2 separate regions of the Homo sapiens genome follow, and region 2 is linked to region 1. A link is a loop called in an ENCODE intact Hi-C map of the cell type or tissue named here. Cell type or tissue: endothelial cell of umbilical vein. All regions are shown on one strand. Region 1 holds the start of MEGF10 (multiple EGF like domains 10). Region 2 has its middle 61 kb from the start of LMNB1.

Region 1 (2,500 bases):
ACAAAGGAATATGTAAGTGATTCCATTCATATGAAATGTTAGAAAAGACAAATCTAATCTGTAGTTACAGAAAACAGCTAAGCGGGCCAAATATGAGGTGGGATAGAAGTTGACTTTAAAGGGGTGCAAGACAACCCTCTGAGGTGATGGAATTGTTCATTATCTTGATTGAAGCAGTGGTTACATGGGTGTGTACATTATTCAAAACTCATGAAGCTGTATAATTAATATGAGTGTAATATATGGAATGTAACTTATCCCCCAATAAAGTTGATTAAAAAATTAAAAGGAAAGTGGGGCAACCAAGTTTCATAAAGCAAAATATCTTTGGGTAATAAGTGGCATGAACTAACAGCCAATTTCCTTAGAAAACAGCCATATGGATTAATCACCTCTAGAATTATTTGTGCCTGTGCTGCCCAGATCAAAGTTCCAACTCCTGGCAGAGAGGGCCTGAGGGGCTTAGCTGAGGTCAGTTGCTCTCTTCTGGACAGGGAAAAGCTGGACCATCCTGACTGACCTTCCACCCAGACTGCTGTCCTTGTGGCAGGGATGGTATCTCAAAGAAAAATGGAGGTACTGTTACCAGAGAAGGGGCAATGATGACTGCTAAACAAACAAATAAACAAACACCAAAACAGTCTTCCCCTGTGTATTTCCAGGGAGAGTAAAGAGGATGGTGAGGGGCTTCAAACATATCTATGTTCATTCATTCCATTCATTTATTCACTCAAACATAATATGGAGTCTGTACTATTTTCCAGGAGCGTTATTGAGTAGGGACTCGAACGCTCTTGAAGTCTCTCTAAAAAGAAAGAGTTCTTATTAATGGGAGGAAGAGAAGCCTGGTAGGAGATGGTTACCTGGAGTGGTTATGGGGCTTAAACCTGTTTTTGTTTTTTTGTGGGGAGAGGGGGATAGAATTCAACGACACAAGAAAGAACTTTGCAGCAGTCAAATTTGTATCTTTTGGGGTCCTGTAAAAGCTGGAAAACTCTTTAGTCTGGAAGAGGAAGATGGACAGTCAGAGAAGCAGATTCCAGAATTCATGTCCTGTCTAACCCACAAATGGAAAAGCCCGTTCATGGTTTTAACATTCCATCACTGGGCCTCCCGGGGCCTCCTCGGCGAGTCGGCAGAGGGAGCCATTCCCCAATAAATTGCCGCGCGAGGCCTCCGAGGACCTGGGGGGATTTTCCTGCGCGTCCGGGGAGTTCTCTCTCCGCCCCTCCATGGTAAAGCAGACTATCCCACCCTCCACCCTCTGCCTTCACCTCCCCGCCCCACCTTTCCATGTACTTTGCTGCCACATCACATTCTCTGGCACGGCTTAATCACCATCCTTTCTGGGTCCCACCTTTGCGCTTTCTCCCCTGACACCACTGAGGACCCGCCGTCCACTCCAGTTGGCCGCTCGGGCGCCGGCCACCGTCCCACAAATCCTTACAGAGGGTCTAGAACACCTCCCAGGGACTCTGCCGAGGGACTTGCACCCAACGTGGGTTGGGAATCAGGCGGGCACCCACTCTGACACCCCTTCGGTCACCCCCTGCGGTGACCCCAACATTTGCTAACTTCGCGACCAGGCCTTTGGCGGGGTCACCCACCAGGCGGTGGAAGCCGCTCAGGCAGGGGCGACTCACGATCGAGGTGCAGCAGTCAGGCCGGGAAGATCCTGCATGTTGCGCTAGGGACTGCGCGCGGCGCCAAGCGACAACCCCCCAGCGGCCACTGCCCCGGCAGCAGCAGCTGCAGCAGCGGCAACTGCTCGAATCCCGGCCCCGGCTCGGGTTACCCGCCCCCACCCCCTCCAGCATCTCGGGCCAGACAGAGAAAACCTTGTTCAAGTTTGCAGCAAGTACTTTCCCGGTGCGCAAAACTGGGCGACTGGGAACGCGTTGAGACGTTCCTCTTTCCCGCTTCTCCACCTTTACGCCTGAAAGAAGACTCCCAAAGATTGCTTTCTTCTGGGACGCTGCTTGGACGCTAACCGCGTTGATTGGAACAGATTTTGTGTCTTGGCTGGCTTTGGGTGAAGACCGGGGAGAAAAGGTTGCGCTGCGATTCTCAAGATCTCTGGACCTGGGTAAGAGTTGGGCAAACTCAACTCCGGCGGCTCCTGGACCTTGGCCGGACGCCGGAAGGCTTCTCATGGGCGGGGGTCACATTTTCCTTAGCCAGGGTACCGGGGTGCGGCGTGAGGTGGGGCGAGATGGGCTCAGTCTGCGTTGTTCATGCGCTTCTTAAGGGTTTATTGTTGTTTGCATTTGGTTTTGTTACATGGGATTGTGTAGGAAAATCCTGGAGTATTTTTGATGGAGAGACATCCTCATTACGCATTTTATTTTGCATAATTCCTGCCCTTGTATTGCCTTACCTTGTGTTTGTTTCATTTTGCCGGGCGATATAGCTGGATGTAGGGAGATTTGTGGGGAATCGGACTGAGCTTGAAAGGCAGTTTCAGCTGGGCCCTTTCTTCTAGGTCAGTTGAACTTCCTTT
Region 2 (2,500 bases), 450 kb before region 1:
TGTTTCAGTTTTGCTTTTGATAAAAATATAATTTGACTTCTTTGAACTGGATTTTTCTTTAAGGCTTTGCCAGTTGTGGAAGATAAGCTATTTTGGGGGTCTTTCAGTATTTAATTGTCATTAATAACAACAATAATAAAAGCAATAATAATAACTAATGTTTTTGAGCCAGATATCATGCTCAATGCTTCATTACATTTTTTAGCTTATTAACAATAAGGCCTTTTAAAATTTCTTCAGGAAAACCAAATAGGAACAGTAGAAAACATTGAGGAAGACATTCCTTTTTTTTTTTTTTTTTTTTTAAAGACAGAATCTCACTCTGTTGCCCAGGCTGTAGTGCAATGGCACGGTCTTAGCTCACTGCAGCCTTGACCTCTCCTGGGCTCTGCCTCCCAAGTAGCTGGGACTACAGGCACACACCACCATGTCCGGCTAATGTTTTTGTATTCGTAGAGAGCATTTTGTCATGTTTCCCATGCTGGACATTCCTAGTAAAAGAAAAAATGGGAAGAATATTTTAGAATGTAATTCTACTGTCTTTTAAAATAGGAAGGGCCGAGAAATTGATTAAAAGCCACCTTTTAGAAAAATAACATGAATGCTATGAAATACGAATGTGCTGTGTGTGGGGTAGCTTTATTATGTATGGTGCTAATTATGGTGTCAATTCGTGTGGATTTGGGGAGGTTTTGTCTTGATTGCTTTAGTTAAGTGAGTTCATCTTATAGGAAGTGCAATATCTGAACTCTTCCTAGAATGGACAGATAATATTTCAGAAGCTAACCCTAGTCAGTGTTTGTTTTTCTCTTAAAATATTCCTGCAGTAAGCTGCACAAAGACTACCAGCTTTCACTTGAAAATAACTCACAAAGCCCCAGAATTACTGTGTTCCGCAGATTTACTGCATACTTTGGTGCCGTCGCAGACACAAGATAAATGCTGGGTTAGAAATTCTGTCTGGTAAAGCAGATAAAATGATAACTTCTCAACGCAGATTTATCTTCAGAGTGGGAATGGCATTACAGTACACAGCCAAACTCAGCTGTGAAACATTTTGCCACAAGATGGGGTTCTTGTCATCAAAATACATTCTAGGTGCTTTTATTGCTGGATAAATTAGGTTATAAAAGCCAACACTTGAATTAATTTGGGCATTAAGAAAAATTGGCAGTTGTAACATAGTAGAATAGTGTGTATGCTGGGGAAATTGAGAGTACAAATGCAGGGCTCAACATAAACAGTTTGTTGCCCCTGGATGTGTGGCAGTAGTAGATTCCTGAGTCTGTTTAGACTGACAAACTTTGGACTAAATTGAGGTTTTCTGAAATTGAGCTGCACCTAAACCCATTCCCGCAGAATGTGAGTGAGCTAGAGGGCACGCTGCCATCCTGTGTATTAAAATCAGCATCTCCGCATGAAATTGATGTTAGGCATACAGCATATATATACATTTTTGGATTATTTATTTGATAACAAGCATGATTCACATTTTCCCCTTGTTTTGTCTTCAGTGTTTGTTTTCACCTCTGTTTAGGTATGGATTTATTTTATTATTTTATTTTATTTTATTTATTTTTTTGAGACAGAGTCTCGCTGTTGTTGCCCAGGCTGGAGTGCAATGGTGCAATCTCCGCTCACTGCAACCTCTGTCTCCCAGGTTCAAGCGATTCTCCTGCCTCAGCCTCCTGAGTAGTTGGGATTACAGGTGCACACCACCACGCCTAGATATGGATTTATTTTTATTCCTCTTGTTCAGGTCTTATCTCTGTGTTCTTCATTAAGAAAATTTTGGATGTTCTTATTTTGTTGAGTATTATCTCATCCCCACTGTCTGTTCTTTCCTTCTGGGGTTTCTTTTATACCTGTGTTGAACCTGTCCTGTTTCATGTATTTTAGGTTTCTCCACACTATATTCTCAGTTAACTCCTTCGTATTTATCTCACTGATTCTGTTCTCAGCCCTGTCTTATCTGTTTATTCCAGCCATTGAACTTTTTAGGCTTCATTTTTTTGTTTCTGAAGTTGTCTTTGATTCTTTCTCAAATTTATCTTTTTCATAATTTTTTATTATAGTTTTTATTCTTTTTATGAATCATTTTAACCATATTTTATAGTCTCAATTCTATTTTTTTGAGTTTTGGAGAATGCTAATTTTTCTGTTAGCTGTGTCTGTTGACTTTCCTAATGGTAGTTGGCTTTCTCATGGAGTTTTTAGGATTGTGAACACATCTCCAGCAAGGGCTATGTTGTGAGTGATCCGTTTCATGCGTGTCTGTGTGAAGAGACCACCAAACAGGATTTGTGTGAGCAACACGGCTGTTTATTTCACCTGGGTGCAGGCGGGCTGAGTCCGAAAAGAGAGTCAGCGAAGGGAGATAAGGGAGGGGCCGTTTTATAGGATTTGGGTAGGTAAAGGAAAATTACAGTCAAAGGGGGTTTGTTCTCTGGCGGGCAGGAGTGGGGGGTCACAAGGTGCTCAGTGGGGGTGCTTTTTGAGC

Evidence for each region. Hi-C counts contacts between places; a loop is a spot of excess contacts. Peaks named below come from ENCODE experiments on the same cell type or tissue, not always from the same donor. Only the 100,000 strongest peaks of a DNase experiment are listed, where the experiment ranks them.
Region 2: a loop joins it to region 1, with 15 times the contacts of the local background. A loop is called at or near these places in 5 of 110 quality-filtered maps.

What each region holds. Positions count from the first base shown.
Region 1 is chr5:127,288,971-127,291,470 of GRCh38, forward strand. It overlaps MEGF10 (multiple EGF like domains 10), which reads left to right and starts at 1,826. Exons shown (of 25, transcript NM_001256545.2): 1 at 1,826-2,086. LOC105379199 reads right to left here and starts at 1,766. Exons shown (of 4, transcript XR_007058921.1): 1 at 1,608-1,766. In endothelial cell of umbilical vein, a CTCF peak has its summit at 1,108 (motif pointing right); no DNase peak of the experiment used is centred here; H3K4me3 peaks cover 738 bases; H3K27me3 peaks cover 907 bases.
Region 2 is chr5:126,837,073-126,839,572 of GRCh38, forward strand. No RefSeq gene overlaps it. Among named protein-coding and RNA genes, the nearest start is that of LMNB1, 61 kb to the left of the region's middle. RefSeq lists an enhancer at 1,784-2,500. In endothelial cell of umbilical vein, a CTCF peak has its summit at 1,008; a DNase peak (open chromatin) is centred at 1,079.